Regions from separate parts of the Homo sapiens genome. Here region 2 is linked to region 1. The links are chromatin loops, found by intact Hi-C in ENCODE. Cell type or tissue: PC-3. All regions are shown on one strand. Each heading gives the region's core, and the rest is flanking DNA. Links, peaks and the distances in the headings are about the cores only.

Region 1 (8,646 bases), core at 3,293-5,792:
ACCGCCCAGACAGTAAATGAGATAAGAGGCTCTGACTTTGAGACAAGCCCTTCAGTGTGGAAGGTGGGGCATTTTATCCAATCAATGTTAGATAAAGGTTCCCAATCATGGAGTAGTGCAGCAGTCCAAGAAAGAGGCAGATTTCTACCTTGAAAGCCCCACTGGAAAGAAGGTCCTGCAGCCAGATCCTGCATGTAAGCACCCTGGGGAGATGGTTAAATTCTGCTCCTTTGACCTGCAGGCCTAACCGTGAAGGCTACTACTGGGCAGGGAGCTACTTAAGACAACTGCTCGGCTGACATCTCGGAGTGCCTAAAATGAACTTCTGGCCCTTTCATCAGTATTCCTCATTCTCAAAATGTTCCCTTTCCCCAACATCACCCATCATCAGAAAAATGCAAATCAAAACTACAATGAGATATCATCTCACCACAGTTAAAATGGCTTTTACCCAAAAGACAGGTAATAACAAAGGCTGGCAAGGATGTGGAGAAAAAGAAAACCTCATACACTGTTGGTAGGAATGTAAATTAGTACAACCACAATAGAAAACCATTTGGAGGTTCCTTAAAAACTAAAAATAGAGCTATCACATGATCCAGCAATCACACTGCTGGGTATATAACCTAAAGAAAGGAAATCAGTACATCAAAGAGGTATCTGCACTCCTATGTTCATTGCAGCACTATTCACAATAGCCAAGATTTGGAAGCAAACTAAGTTTCCATCAACAGATGAATGAATAAAGAAAATCTGGTACATACACACAATGGAGTACTATTCAGCCATAAAAAAGAATGAGATCAGCCAGGTGCGATGGCTCGCACCTGTAATCCCAGCACTTTGGGAGGCAGAGGTGAGAGGATCACTTGAACCAGGAGTTTGAGACCAGCCTGGCCAACATGGTGAAACCCCATCTCTACTAAAAATACAAAAATTAGCCCAGCGTGGTATTAGATGCCTGTAATTCCAGCTACTCGGGAGGCTGGGGCAAGAGAATCCCTTGAACCTGGGAGACCAATGTTGCAGTGAGGTGAGATAGTGCCACTGCACTCCAGCCTGGGTGACAGTGAGAAACTGTCTCAGAAAAAAAAAAAAAAAGAATCAAACTGAAGATCATCATCTTAAGTGAAACAAGCCAGGCACAGAAAGACAAACATTGCATGTTCTCACTCATTTGTGGGAGCTAAAAATTAAAACAACTGAAATCATGGAAATAGAGAGTAGATGATGGTTACCAGAGGCTGGGAAGGGTGTGGGGCTGGGAGCAGGGGAGTGGAGTTAATGAGTACAAAAATACAGTTAGAAAGAATGAATAAGAACTAATATTTCCTAGCAGAGCAGGGTGACTATAGGCAACAATAATTTCATTGTACATTTAAAATAACTAAAAGAGGCCAGGTGCAGAGGCTCATGCCTGTAATCCTAGCACTTTGGGAGGGCCAGGGCGGGTAGATTGCCTGAGCTCAGGAGTTCAAGACCAGCCCGGGCAACATGGCAAAGCCCCATCTCTACTAAAAATACAAAAAAAATAGCCAGGCGTAGTAGTGCATGCCTGTAATCTTAGCTACTCGGGAGGCTGAGGCAGGAGAATTGCTTGAACTCGGGAGGCGGAGATTGCAGTGAGAGGAGATCGCACCATTGCACTCCAGCCTGGGCAACAGAGCTTTGTAACACGAAGGATAAATGCTTGGGGTAGATATCCCACTTAATCTCATGTGGTTATTAGTCATCACATGCCTGTACCGAAATATTTCTTATGCCCCATAAATATACACACCTAATACGTATCCACAAAAATAAAAAATTTTTAAAAAAAGTTCCTTCTCTACTTCCAAGCATCTGATTTTAGACGAAGATGGAGCTGACAGGCCCACTGAACACAGTGGGGTGGCACCCTGTTTATGCTTCAGAGGTTCCAGAAGTGTCAAACATTTTAAAGAAGCTGTGTCATTCTTCTATTCATCCACAAAACTTTTCATTTCCCCCTCAGTTTTTGTTATTCCCAAAGAATTCTTTAAAAGAAAAAAAAAAACAGAACATGTATTCCATGACCAATCACTGAAATTCTGAAGATGAGGTGCAGTAGCTGGCCCTTGGGTCTGGGTGCTGTCCTTCACGGAGCCCAGGCCTGAATCTGTAGTGTACAATGTTTAGGCGCCTCATTCAACCAGCCCTGGTGTTGCTTCGTCTTTTCGCCTTGGCACTCCAGTTCTGCCTTCTCTTGGCTTAGCAGGTTGGGGCCTCAGGGCCGCAGCAGCACAGGGAGTGTGTCCAGCTGCGATGTTTCCCTAAGGATGACACTCCCTTCCTCATCTCGCTTCTGCCGCCGAGACCAAAGAGACCAGAGGTGGGAGTTCTTTTTAATATATTTGGTTATGTCACTGTCTGAATCAATAGCAAAGGCAATCGAAAACCTTTTTCTTTTTTCTTTTGAGACAGAGTCTCGAACTGTTGCCCAGGCTGGAGTGCAGTAGCGTGATCTCGGCTCACTGCAACCTCCACCTCCCAGGTTCAAGCGATTCTCCTGCCTCAGCCTACCAAGTAGCTGGGATTACAGGTGTGCACCCCCAGGCCCGGCTCATTTTTGTATTTTTAGTAGAGGTGGGGTTTCACCATGTTGGTCAGGCTGGTCTCAAAATCCTGACCTTGTGATCCGCCCACCTCAGCCTCCCAAAGTGCTGGGATTATAGGCGTAAGCCACTGCACCTGGCCTTTTTTGAGAAGGTGTCTCCCTGTGTTGCCCGGGCTGGAGTGCGGTGGTATCTCAGCTCACAGCAGCCTCTGCCTCCCGGGTTCCAGAGATTCTCCTGCCTCAGCCTCCTGGGTAGCTGGGATTACAGGCATGTGCCACCACACCCAGCTAATTTTTGTATTTTTAGTAGAGACAGGGTTTCACCATGTTGGCCAGGCTGGTCTCGAACTCCTGACCTTAGGTAATCTGCCCACTTTGGCCTCCCAAAGTGCTGAGATTACAGACCTGAGCCACCATGCCTGGCCCAGAAACCTTTTTCTTAGTCAAATTAGCAATTGCTACAGTCTGTCACTTCAGACAAGGCTGTGAAGAGGTGTGTGCCGGACAGGTCTTAGCATGTAGAATGTTGAATCCCCTTCTCTGATTCACTTCTCTTCTATGATGGCTTACAGAGAATTTGTAGACAGTACAGAACTGCTTCCTGGTGTGCATGTGTGTGGTGTGTGTGAAGAGAGAGGGAGAGACAGAGACAGGGAGGGAAAGAGAGGGGGAGAGGGAGGGGGATCCTACTGAATAGAGGCAATATAAGTAAAACCACAATTACAAAGTTTTTTTTAAAATAAAAAAAATCTGCCTAACTTTTCATGCCTAATACAATCAAAGTTATTAATAATTAAGATTTCCAGAACGTGTTTATTAAAATAGTAATTCAAATAAGCTAGGGGATAATCATACTAAAAAAGAAATTCTAAGGCTGGGCGCACCTCATGCCTGTAATCCCAGCACTTTGGGAGGCCGAGGCAGGTGGATCACCTGAGGTCGGGAGTTCGAGACCAGCCTGACCAACATGGAGAAGCCCTGTATCTGCTGAAAAAAACAAACAAAAAAAAATAGCCAGGCGTGGTGGCACATGCCTGTAATCCCAGCTCCTCAGGAGGCTGAGGTAGGAGAATCACTTGAACCTGGGAGGTAGAGGTTGCAGTGAGCTGAGATTGTGCCGTTGCACTCCAGCCTGGGCAACAAGAGCAAAACTACATCACAAAAAAATTTTAAAAATTTTTAAAAAAAAGAAATTCTGGGCCTGGCACGGTGCTCACACCTGTAATCCCAACACTTTGGGATGGCGAGGCAGGCGGATCACGAGGTCAGGGGTTCCAGACCAGCCTGGCCAATATGGTGAAACCCCACCTCTACTAAAAATACAGAAATTAGCCTGGCATGGTGGCACGTGCCTATAGTTCCAGCTACTCAGGAGGCTGAAGCAGAAGAATCACTTGAACCCAGGAGGCGGAGGTTGCAGTGAGCCAAGACGGCGCCACTGCACTCCAGCCTGGGCTTTTTGAGACTTCGTCTCAATTAAAGAACAGAACAGAACAGAACAGAACAGAACAGAACAGAACAGAACAGAACAGAACAGAACAGAACAAAAAGAAAAGAAAAGAAAAGATTAGATTCTAGGCCAGGCGTTCACACCTATAATTCTAGCACCACGGGAGGCCAAGGCAAGGGGCTTACTTGAAGCCAGGAGTTTGAGATCAGCTTGACAACCAAGTGAGACCCTGACTCTACCAAAAAAAAAATTAAATTAAATTAGCCAGGCATGGTGGCATATGCCTGTAGTCCCAGCTACTTGGAAGGCTGAAGGCTGATGCGGGAGGATGGCTGAGCCCAGGAAGCTGCAGTAAGCCAGGATTACACCAGTGCACTCTAGCCTGGATGACAGAGCAAGATCTTATCAAAAAAAAAAAAGCCAATTCTCAAAGAAAAATCCCCATTTAAGTATAGAAGGTATATTACTGAACTCCGGCATGTACATATTCATACCATGCTGACTAATTACATGGCTGATCAAGCAGCCAGAAACTGATCCTGATTCCAATTACTATTGAGTTTCTTCATGATACAGAATAAAAATGTCTGAGAATCTCAAGTTCTCCATGCTCCTTGACAAAGCTTAGAAGTTAATTCAGTATTACCACTAGACTCTAGGTGGCACTCGAGGAATTGCTCAAGAAAACCCCGAGCACATTGCCAGATACTTAGGTCCACCCTTACTAACGTCCAGGAGTCCACAAAAGGATTCCTCATGTGTTGTACTTCTGCTTCTGGACTCCTTCGCCTCACCCTCAGCCCTCCAGGCAGGAAGAGAGGGACAGGGCAGGCACACCTAACATGGGATTGACAGTTCCAAAACCTGAAGCCTTCAGTTTTCAATCTGACCTTGTTTGGAGGACCTAATTTGGAAACCAGACCTTGATTTGCATACAGAACCTTCCACCTCACCTACCCCTCCCCCTAAAAAAAAAAAAAAAAAAAATATATATATATATATATATACACACACACACACACACACAAACATACATTTCAGACCTTTTAGAATATTTCAGATATATTCTAAACTTGGCTGGGCACAGTGAGTCATGCCTTGTAATCCCAGCACTTTGGGAGACCAGGGCGGGTGGATCACCTGAGGCCAGAAGTTTGGTATCAGCCTGGCCAACGTGGTGAAACCCTGTCTCTACTAGAAATACAAAAATTAGCCGACGTGGTGGCGCATGCCTATAATCCCAGCTACTCAGTAGGCTGAGACAGGAGAATCGCTTGAACACGGGAGGCGGAGGTTGCAGTGAGCTGAGATGACACCACTGCACTCCAGCCTGGCCAACATAGAACAGGTAGTGTATAACAAGATTATTGATACATAAGTTGAGAAATAGGTTAGAAAATCCAAGAACAAAATCCAAACATTAAAATGAACAAATCATCTGCAGCAAATCTAGATAGCTAGTAGGAGTGATCTTTCTGCTAAAGAAATGCCAATAGGTCAAAAATAAAAGTTTCATTTCTAAAGAAAGAACAGACCAAACCCCAAGTGTCATTCCACAAGGTTTCACAAAGCACATCTGTCAATGTCTAAAGCATCCCAGAGGCAGTGGTGGGGAGATCAATGGTGCCTTTCTCTGCAGTGGCATTTACCACGGTGTTACTGATAGTGCAGGAATTTAAGGCTACAAAATTGTCACCTATTCATCACTGAACCATAAAAACACAATGGGGAAAAAAGATATTTGATAGCCTTTGGCACTGAAAAATGCCTAATGATTTAAGATGATTTTGTTTCTAGCCATATTGGAAAAGTATTTGCTAGATGATTCTAAGCATTAAGGCATTCACATAGGGGTGATATCGGACAAACTCATCTTTCTAGTCCAGGCCAGTAAGACCAGCCCCAAAATTGACAGCCAGCTTGAATAGGCATGGCAAATTAAGCAGAATATAAATATCAGCCACTGAGGCTAATGTTTATTTTTAAATTCCACAAGAAACAAATAATATTGTGATGACATTATTAAGGATAACACATCATGCTAAGCTCCATTCTCCTCCGTGCAGCCTGAAGGAGAAACCATCTGCTGCTTTAATGTTCCAAAGTTACATAAAGGGGAATGAGAAGAAGGGATGTTCTTAAACTAGGGGAAGAGGAGGTGCAGTACACTAATGGTGCATGTCTCCTGCTCAGCCTTTAACTTCCTGCATGGAGTGAGGATGGATACGGATTGTCCTCAAGCGGCCTGAAATGGTCAAGGTGGAAAAATAAGCAAGACAGTAACTACCACGGGTTCGTAAATGCAAGAAAAAAACAGCTAAGCAACAAATAATTCCTCATCTGCAACAACTACAAATGAAAACCATCAAGACTCCAGGACTATGTGCCGAGACAAGCCTCTTTTCTGGCAAATGTCTTGACCTTATCAAAAAAGCTCAGTAAATTTCTTGGCCTTATCAAAAAAGTTCTGTGGTTACTAGCATAAAAATACCTTCCTCTGGAGAACCCTTCTCTTTTCATTATAGTATTGTCTATCATGAGATTTTGTGGGTGCTCTCTACCTGATATAACCTGCTCAGTGCAACTGAATCATAGTCACTGCATCATATCAAAGTTTTGAACTAGGAGTCAGTCATCTATCACAGTTCACATCCATGTGAGTAGCTTCAAGAGAGTTCAAAATCCAGGAAGAGCAGAGAGAGGAAGATGAAAAACAGACGTCTCTCCTCCTCCAAACCTGGCTCTATAGCATTATTCTGACTCCCACAATATATATATTCAAACACAGGAAGAAGAAAACACTCCAAAGCCTTTTATCTTCAAAGATATATCTTATGGTACATATTTAATTTTCATTGATAAGCAAAAGAAGAAAAACTTGGCCAGGCACAGTGGCTCATGCCTATAATCACAGTACTTTTGGATGCTGCAGTGGGAAGATCGCTTGAGCCCAGGAGTTCAAGACCAGGCTGGGCAACATAGCAAAACCCCGTCTCTACTAAAAATTTTTAAAAGTTTGATTTTTTTTTTTAAGAGAAACTTATTTGCATAATAGGACCTTCTCAAAGCAAAGATAGATTGGGTATTAATTCATTTCCATTCCATTCATTCATTCATTCAACAAATGTTTACTGAATGCTTATGAGCATTGTTCTAGGACATGGGGATACAGCAGTGAACAGAACAGATTAAAACAGGTGGGAATGTAAATTAGTACAAACTCTATGAAAAACAGCATGGAGATTTCCCAAAGAACTAAAATTACAACTACCATTTGATCCAGCAATCCCACTACTAGGTATCTACCCAAAGGAAAAGAAGTCATTATATCAAAAAGATACCTGCACTCATATATGTATCTCAGCACTAGTCACAATAGCAAAGATAGGGAATCAACCTAAGTGTCCAACAACAGATGACTAGATAAAAGAAAATGTGGTATACAGACACAATAGAATACTATTCAGCCATAAAAAAGAATGAAATCATGTCTTGCAGCAATATTGATGGAACTGGAGGCCATTATCCAAAGTGAAACAACTCAGAAAGTCAAATACCACACGTTCTCACTTATAAATGGGAGCTAAATAATGTATACACACGGACACAGAGTGTGGAATGATAGACGGTGGAGACTCAGGAGGATGGGAGGGGGTGAAGGATGGGAAAGTACTTAATGGGTACAGCAACATATTGAATGATGGTTAAAAGCCAAGAATTCACCACCACACAATATATCCATGTAACGAAACTGCACTTGTATTCCTTACGTTTACACAATTTTAAAAACATTAAAAAAAAACAGAAAAAATTACCTTACCTACTAACAAAATTATGCACCGTAAGAGAGAAGCAGGTGATAATTTGCTTGCAACAAATGAAAAGGAACTGGACCCTTCTCACAAAATACTGATTTTCACATAATTTAATGACTTGATGTTCTGAGTATCTGCATTAAAATGTGATTTAAAAAAAAATTTAAGGTATCTGACACCTCACATGGTCCTCTAACATAGGTACAAAAACATATTCCAAAAGGATGTATTTAAAATTTGGCTTTCAATCCTATGATAAAAGTAAAATTCTACTAGGAAGAATAAAAATATAGTACTCTTTGACAAAGCTACACCTATGTGTCTAAAAGATTTATAGTGAAAAGGTCATTCAAAGTTAGATAACCAGAAAATGGCTAACACGAACAAAGTCACAGGTTATGTTAGCAGGGCTGAGAGATTCTTTATTAGTAACCAGGTTAAAGACTTGTATATTGACTTTTTAATTTTGACCCCAAAGCAGGTGGCTTATCCGTGCTCTTATCACGTATAAAGACCATCTCTCTGGCCTGGGAATCTGAGCAGCATTTGGCGGCTAGCCTCCCAACTCCATGCACACGCACCTCTGTGCAGCTGCAGGTGCTTCCTCAGAACTTGAGAAGCCTCAAAACACAAGGGACGCCTTCACGAAAGCTGACACCAATACCAGCCAGCGCGTGCACACCGGCTCGCCAGGCCGCCGCTGGCTCTCAGGCAGGTGATCTGCACCACTATGCTTCTGATTTCTTACTGGGGTGAGCACAGGGCATATGCTCAAATGCCACTGGCTTCTTTCTCAAATCTGTCAC
Region 2 (7,484 bases), core at 2,142-4,641, 320 kb after region 1:
CTCATAGTGTCTTTTCATGAGAACTCTTTAATGTAGGCAAATGTATTGATCTTTTTTAAAAAAAATAGCATTAATGCAAGATCATGAAATTCTATATCACCCTCTAAAAGCTTTATTTTTCTGCCTATCATATTTTTTTCTACAGCCTCTCTAGGATTGACTTTTATGCATGGTGTTAGGTGGGGGACAAATTTCGGGTTTTTTTTTTCCTTATGGATGTCCAGTTATTCCAGGATCATTTATTTTAAAGTACATCTTTTCCCCACTTCTTTGCAGTGACACCTCTGTGAAGAATCAATGTCCAGCCAGGCACGGTGGCTCATGCCTGTAATCCCAGCACTTTGGGAGGCCGAGGTGGGCGGATCATGAGGTCAGGAGTTCGAGACCAGCCTGGCCAACATGGTGAAACCCCGTCTCTACTAAAGATACAAATAATTAGCTGGGCATGGTGGCACACACCTGTAGTCCCAGCTACTTGGGAGGCTGAGGCACAAGAATCGCTTGAACCCGGAAGGTGGAGGTTGCAGTGAGCCAAGACTGCACCACTGCATTCCAGCCTGGGCGACAGGGCGAGGCTCTGTCTCAAAAAAAAAAAAGGATCAATGTCCATGCATTTAAGGATCTGTGTCTGTGCCCTCTATTCTGTTCTATTGCTGATTGTTAGACCATCATAGCATTGGCTTATTATTGTACAATTTTATAAGTCTTGATGCTTAGAAGAGTCTTTCCATCTTGCTTTACTTCAAAGAGGGATCTTCTTTTCTTTCTTTTTTTTTTTTTTTTGAGATGGAGTTTCACTCTTGTCACCCAGCAGGCGGGAGTGCAGTGGCAAGATCTCGGCTCACTGCAACCTCCGCCTCCCAAGTTCAAGCGATCCTTTTGCTTCAGCCTCCTGAGTAGCTGGGATTACGGATGCCCGCCACCACACCCAGCTAATTTTTTGTATTTTTAGTAGAGACAGGCTTTCAATATGTTGGCTGGGCTAGTCTCCAACTCCTGACCTCAGGTGATCCACCAGCCTTGGCCTCCCAAAATATTGTGATTACAGGCATGAACCACCATACCTAGCCCTCTTTTTTTTTTTTTTTTTTTCTTTATTGAGACAGGGTCTCACTCTGTCACCCAGGCTGGATCACAGTGTGCAACCATAGCTCATTGCACCCTTGAATTCTTGGGCTCAAGAATCCTCCTGCCTCAGCCTCCTGAGTAGCTAGGACTACAGGCATGTGCCACCATGCCCAGCTAACTTTAAAAAAATATTTTGGCCAGGTGCAGTGGCTCTGGCCTGTAATCCCAGCACTTTGGGAGGCTGAGGCAGGTGGATCACGAGGTCAGGAGATCAAGACCATCCTGGACAACATGGTGAAACCCCATCTCTACTAAAAATACAAAAATTAGCTGGGCGCAGCAGCACATGCCTATAGTCCCAGCTACTCGGGAGGCTGAGGCAGGAGAATTGCTTGAACCCGGGAGGCAGAGGCTGCAGTGATCTGAGATCATGCCACTGCCCTCCAGCCTGAGCGACAGAGTGAGACTCCATCTCAAAAAAAAAAAAAAATCAGATTGTCAAAAAAAATCTCTTAAGATAGAATAACACTGCATCTATACATCAATTTAGGGATACCTATATCTTTACAATAGTGAGTCTTTCAATTCATAAGCATGGTATATCTCTCTCCATTTATTTAGCTGTTTTTAGTTTCTTGAAAAGCTATTTTACAGTTCTCTATATAGGGATCTTACTCATGTTTTATAAGGTTAATTTTTAGGTACTTTGTATTTTTCATATCACTATAAGGGGTATCCTATTTCAAATCATTTAACCAGCATTTGTAACTAAACTTTTGTATACTGACTTTGTATTCAGCAACTTACTAATTTTAATAAGTTCTCTATAAATCTTAAAAGATTTTCTAAGTATATAATAGCATTGTATTCAAATAACAGTTGGTCTGTTCTTTGCAATTGTTGTGCCTCTGATTTCCTTTTCTTGATTTATGACACTGGCCAAGAAATGTTGAATAGCCATGGTGACAGCGGGTATCCTTATCTTGTTTCTGACATTAAAGAGAAAGCTTTCAACTCTTTGCCATTAAGTCTTTGGTATTCCCAGAGATTTACTAGGTCTGGCTGTGGATTTCTTTTTTATTTATCCTGTTTGGATTTGGGAATTTTCGGTCTTCTGAAAACTGTGGCTTTATGTCTTTTGTTAGTTTTGGAAAGTGTTCAGCTAAAACTCCTCAAATATTGCTTCTGCTCCCTTTTCTCCTTTATTTGTGGAACTCCAATTAAATCCATTTAGACCAGCACTAATACAACCTGCTGAATCTGTGTCCATGCTGGGGCTATTAAGCATTTGTGTTATATACTGGTATGTGACTATTAAGCATTTGAAATGTGGTTAGTGCAGTTGAGAAACTGAATTTTTACATTTTATTTAACTGCAATTAATTTAAATTTAAATAACCACATATGGCTAGTGGCTACCCTATTAAACAGTGCAGATTTAGAACCTTCCAACTCTGCCATAAATGTCTCTTGATCTCTCCTGTGTATGTTCTGTCCTTCCCATCTATCTTCCAGTGCCCTTATTCTCTCTTCAGTTGTGTCTAATCTACTGTTAAACACTTCTATTGTGTTCTGAATTTTATCTATTTTATTTTTCACTTCTAAAATTTCTTCTAATTTCTTGTGCTGGTTATCAATGTATTGCCTCTTGCCTCCAAATTCTTCCTTTTAGGCCAGGCATTGTAGCTCACGCGAGTAATCCAGCACTTGAGAGGCCAATGCAGGCAGATCACCTGAGCTCAGGAGTTCGAGACCAGCCTGGCTAACATGGTGAAACCCCGTCTTTACTAAAAATACAAAAATTAACTGGACATGGTGGTGGGCACCTGTAGTTCCAGCTACTTGTGAGGCTGAGGCAGGAGAATCACCTGAACCCAGGAGGCAGAGGTTGCAGTGAGCCGAGATCGTGCCATTGCACTCCAGCCTGGGCAAGAAGAGTGAAACTCCATCTCAAAAACAAAACAAAACAAACTCACCCCTTTCGATACTCTGTGAAAGTGGATCTTGTCCTTTAAGTATTTTTTTCCCATGCTAGCAGACACCAAGGCTTTCTAAGTACAGAATGATGGACAGACACTGCAGGTGAAGGTCCCAGTGTACAGGGCTGGGCAGGCTCTTGCAGAGTGCATAGCTTTTCTCGTGCAGGCTTCTGCAGTGAGTGCAGCTTCCTCAGCACCCAGCTCCAGCAATGGACCCAGTACTCCCTCCCCTGGCACTTTTGTAGTAGAGCATCTCATCTCTAGTGATGTCCTTTCCTGTGGACAGCTTTCCCCAGCACCCTAAAGGGCAGTGTATTAGTCTGTTTTCACACTGCTGATAAAGACATACTTGAGACCGGGCAATTTACAAAAGAAAGAGATTTAATGGACTTACAGTTCCATGTGGCTGGGGAGGCCTTACAATAACGGCAGAAGGCAAAAGGCACGTCTCACGTGGCGGCAGACAATAGAAGAGGGCTTATGCAGGGGAACTCCTCTTTTTAAAACCATCATATCTCGTAAGACTTATTCACTGTCACAAGAACACCATGGGAAAAGACCTGCCTCCATGATTCCATTACCTCCCACTGGGTCCCTCCCACAACATGTGGGAATTCAAGATGAGATTTGGGTGGGGACACAGCCAAATCATATCAGGCAGATTTCCAGCAGTTCCACCAGTGCAGCAGCTCAGCAACTTCTCTGCCTTCCAGTGAGCCAGAGCTGTCCATGGCCTCTCAACAGGGTCAGAATCTGAGCCCTGGGCGTGGGCTAAGGTGCTCAATCTCAGCCCTGGAGTTAGCGACTGCTCTTCAAATCTGCCAGCTCTATATTTTTTTTAGAGGCATTTACTTCATACTAGTCAATCCCTTGCTACTCTAATGATTTGGTTTTTTTGTTGTTGTTTTTTTTTTGGAGATGGAGTTTCGATCTTGTTATCTAGGCTGCAGTGCAGTGGCACAATCTCGGCTCACTGCAACCTCCACCTCCTGGGTTCAAACAATTCTCCTGCCTCAGACTCCCGAGTAGCTGGGATTACAGGTGCCCACCACCACGCCCTGCTAATTTTTTGTATTTTTAGTAAAGACGGGGTTTCACCACGTTGGCCAGGCTAGCCAGGCTGGTCTTGAACTCCTGACCTCAGGTGATCCACCCACCTCAGCCTCCCAAAGTGCTGGGATTACAGACGTGAGCCACTGCACCCAGCTCTAATCCTTTTCTAATCCTTTGTTATAGTAATTTTTTTTTTCTTTAGACAAGGTCTCTCTCTGTCACCCAGGCTTGAGTGCAGTGGTATGATCATGGCTCACTACAGCCTTGACCGGGCTCAATCAATCCACTCACCTCAGCCTCCTGAGTAGCTGGGATGACAGCCATACATCACCTGACCTGGCTAATTTTTGTATTTTTTTGTGGAGATGAGGAGTTGCCATGTTTCTCAGGGTGGTCACAAACTCCTCAGCTCAAGCGCTCCTCCTGCATTGGCCTTCCAAAGTGCTGGAATTACAGGTGTGAGCCACCGTGCCTGGCCAATAATTATTTATATTAAGTATCCCTGTTTAAATTACAATGTGTTTTCTCTCTTGTATTTGGACCTAGGCAGATATAATATTTTTTTTCAAATATGCAATGTCACTTTTTTCTTCCCCCTGAAACAGGGTCTCACTCTGTCCCCCAGGCTGGAGTGCAGTTATAGCTCACTGCAGCCTCAAATTTCTGGGTTCAAGTGAGCCTCCCACCTTAGCCTCTCAAAATGCTGGGATAACAGGAGTGAGTCACTATGCTCAGCTAATTTTAAAAACATTTTTTGACCTGGCGTGGTGGCTCGTGCCTGTAATCCGAGCACTTTGGGAGGCCGAGGCGGGCAGATTACTTAAGGTCAGGAGTTCGAGACCAGTCTGGTCGACATGGTGAAACCCCATCACTACTAAAAATACAAAAATTAGCCAGGCATGGTGGTGTGACCCTGTAATCCCAGCTACTTGGGGTACTGAGACACAAGAATTGATTGAACCTGGAAGGTGAAGGTTGCAGTGAGCCAAGATCACGCCATTGCATTCCAGCCTGAATGATGAGACTCTGTCTCAAAAAAAAAAAAAAAAAAAAAAAAAAAAAAACAATTTCTGCAGAGACAGAGTCTCACTATGTTGCTGAGGCTGGCCTTGAACACCTGGGTTGAAGTGATTCTCCTGTTTTAGCCTCCAAAATTGCTGGGATTATAGGCCTGAGCCACTGTGCCCAGCCCAGTGTAACTTTTTATAGTTATAGTTCCTTCCTGAAAATGTTGGTTTCCAGCTCCATGACATAATAGGCATAGTGAGTTTACAGTTTGTAACTAGTAGTTGCACTATCAGGAGTAGCTGTGAGTCTGTCCCTACTGTCTGCTGATACTGATTCTCATTATTTGGTCTTGTTTCCTCAAGCAGTAAATTGGATCTGATTTTGTGTTGGTCATTACAGTTTTTTTTTGTTTGTTTGTTTGTTTTTTTTTGAGACAGAGCTTTGCTCTGTAGCCCAGGCTGGAGTGTAGTGGCGTGATCTCGGCTCACTGAAACCTCCATCTCCCGGGTCCCAGCTCAAGCGATTCTCCTGCCTCAGCCTCCTGAGTAGCTGGGATTACAGGCACGTACCACCATGCCCAGCGAATTTTTGTATTTTAGTAGAAACAGGGTTTTACAATGTTGGCCAGGCTGGTCTCCAACTCCTGGCCTCAAGTGATCCACCCACCTCAGCCTCGCAAAGTGCTGGGATTACAGGCATGAGCCACCACACCTGGCTAATTCTCTATTTAATCCTATCTAGACAGCGAGTTACTTGAGGGCAAGTAACTCTTTGTATCCGTGGTGTCTATCATGGTGCCTTGCACCTAGGAGACATCCAATAACTGCTATGTGAATGAAGGAATGGTTAAGAAAGGATTTATTCTGATTTCTTAAATTTTGACATTTCCTCCAAAAAGGTGATCTTATCTTTGGGAGCAAGAGTTCAATCTGTTTTTCAAGGACTGAATCTTAAGGATTGAACCTACAGAGCCTGCTCAGGCTTGCCGTAGATGCTTTTCTTCTGCTTTCTCATAGAGCTAATCTCTGCTTCACAGAGAGCTTTTCTTTCCAGGTATTCATGTTTCAACAAGTCAGGAAGCAAATGATTTGACGTTAATTTGGTGTCAAAAAGAAGTCAGCCCAGGATCCCAAAAATAGGTTTTAAAAAATCAATGCATGGAGATCAATTTACTTTAAAATACTGTAACTTTCTTTAAGATACTTTGGCAAGGATAATGTGATGTATGTAGGCATGCCTGCATATGTGTGTGTGTGTATGTTCATTTAAGATACACTTCAGGGAAGTCAATGTCTTTAATCAGGAACTTGCTCTTCAAGAGTGGTCAGCTAACATTTCACCTTAAGGCTGCACAGCAGAGTCAGCTACCACAAAGGCTTCACTGTACATACGTTGATCAATAGGAGTGGGGTTTTAGCAGCAAAATGAATGTCATAAATCGGTTTCATTTGTAAAATTAGTGGCTTGCTAAACAGTATGATGAATGTCAGAAATGGGCTCCTTTCCTACAAAGAAAACACCAAGCCCAGTTAGTTTCACAGGCAAGTCAACTTTTTTGAAAAATGTCATTCTAATTTTATAGATTTTCCTAGAGAGTAGAGAAAAAAAGATTACTTCCCAACTCATTTCATGAGGCCCATATAAATTCCATTAAAATAATTAGTATCCTTTAAAATCAGGAAGAAGACCAAGATCACCATGTCTATTCCATATATTTCGGCCAATACAAGGAAAACAAATTCAAGTCAAAGGCCTGAAAGGGAGGAAATAAAACTGTAATTATTTTGTGATTGTATGAATCCTCTCCTAGAAGACTGAATATATAAAGGAGAGAGTTTAGCAAGATGATAAACAGAAGATCCACATATAATATGCGACAATGCATTCTATTCACCAGCAACAGTATTACTTCTTTACTATTTATTTCATTTATTTTACACTGGCATTTCCTCTCTTTAATGTTGTTTTTTGTTTTTTTGTTTTTTTGCTGATGTGATCACATCCTCCTTTATTTTACCTTTCCTACTTGTTATTTTGGTGAGTGGCCAGCAAGTTGCTTTCCAGCTGGAAAGATGGATGGTGAGGGACCACTTAGTGATGCTGAGGAACTGACCCTGACTCCCGCTCTCACTCCAAAGATGTGGCCTTCCTGGCTCTAAAATTGACTCAAGAAATGCAGACCCCCAAAATTAGATTTTAAATGTTCTCACCACAAAGATCTGGGCATGGTGGCTCATGCCTGTAATCCCAGCACTTTGGGAGGCCAAGGCAGGCAGATCACTTGAGGTCAGGAGTTCAAGACCAGCCTGGGTAATATAATGAAACCCTGTCTCTACTAAAAATACAAAAATTAGCCGGGTGTGGTGGCACATGCCT

What was found. A loop is a pair of places that touch in the nucleus more often than their neighbours do. Peaks named below come from ENCODE experiments on the same cell type or tissue, not always from the same donor. Only the 100,000 strongest peaks of a DNase experiment are listed, where the experiment ranks them.
Region 2: a loop joins it to region 1, with 7 times the contacts of the local background. A loop is called at or near these places in 17 of 110 quality-filtered maps.

What each region holds. Positions count from the first base shown.
Region 1 is chr10:34,661,786-34,670,431 of GRCh38, forward strand. The region is part of intron 2 of PARD3 (par-3 family cell polarity regulator); the gene reads right to left. It also overlaps the pseudogene RPL37P18. Among named protein-coding and RNA genes, the nearest start is that of PARD3, 150 kb to the right of the region's middle. In PC-3, for the core only: a CTCF peak has its summit at 4,676 (motif pointing right); DNase peaks (open chromatin) are centred at 4,716 and 5,136; H3K4me3 peaks cover 488 bases; H3K27ac peaks cover 1,600 bases.
Region 2 is chr10:34,982,772-34,990,255 of GRCh38, forward strand. No RefSeq gene overlaps it. Among named protein-coding and RNA genes, the nearest start is that of LINC02635, 13 kb to the left of the region's middle. In PC-3, for the core only: a CTCF peak has its summit at 3,275; a DNase peak (open chromatin) is centred at 3,260.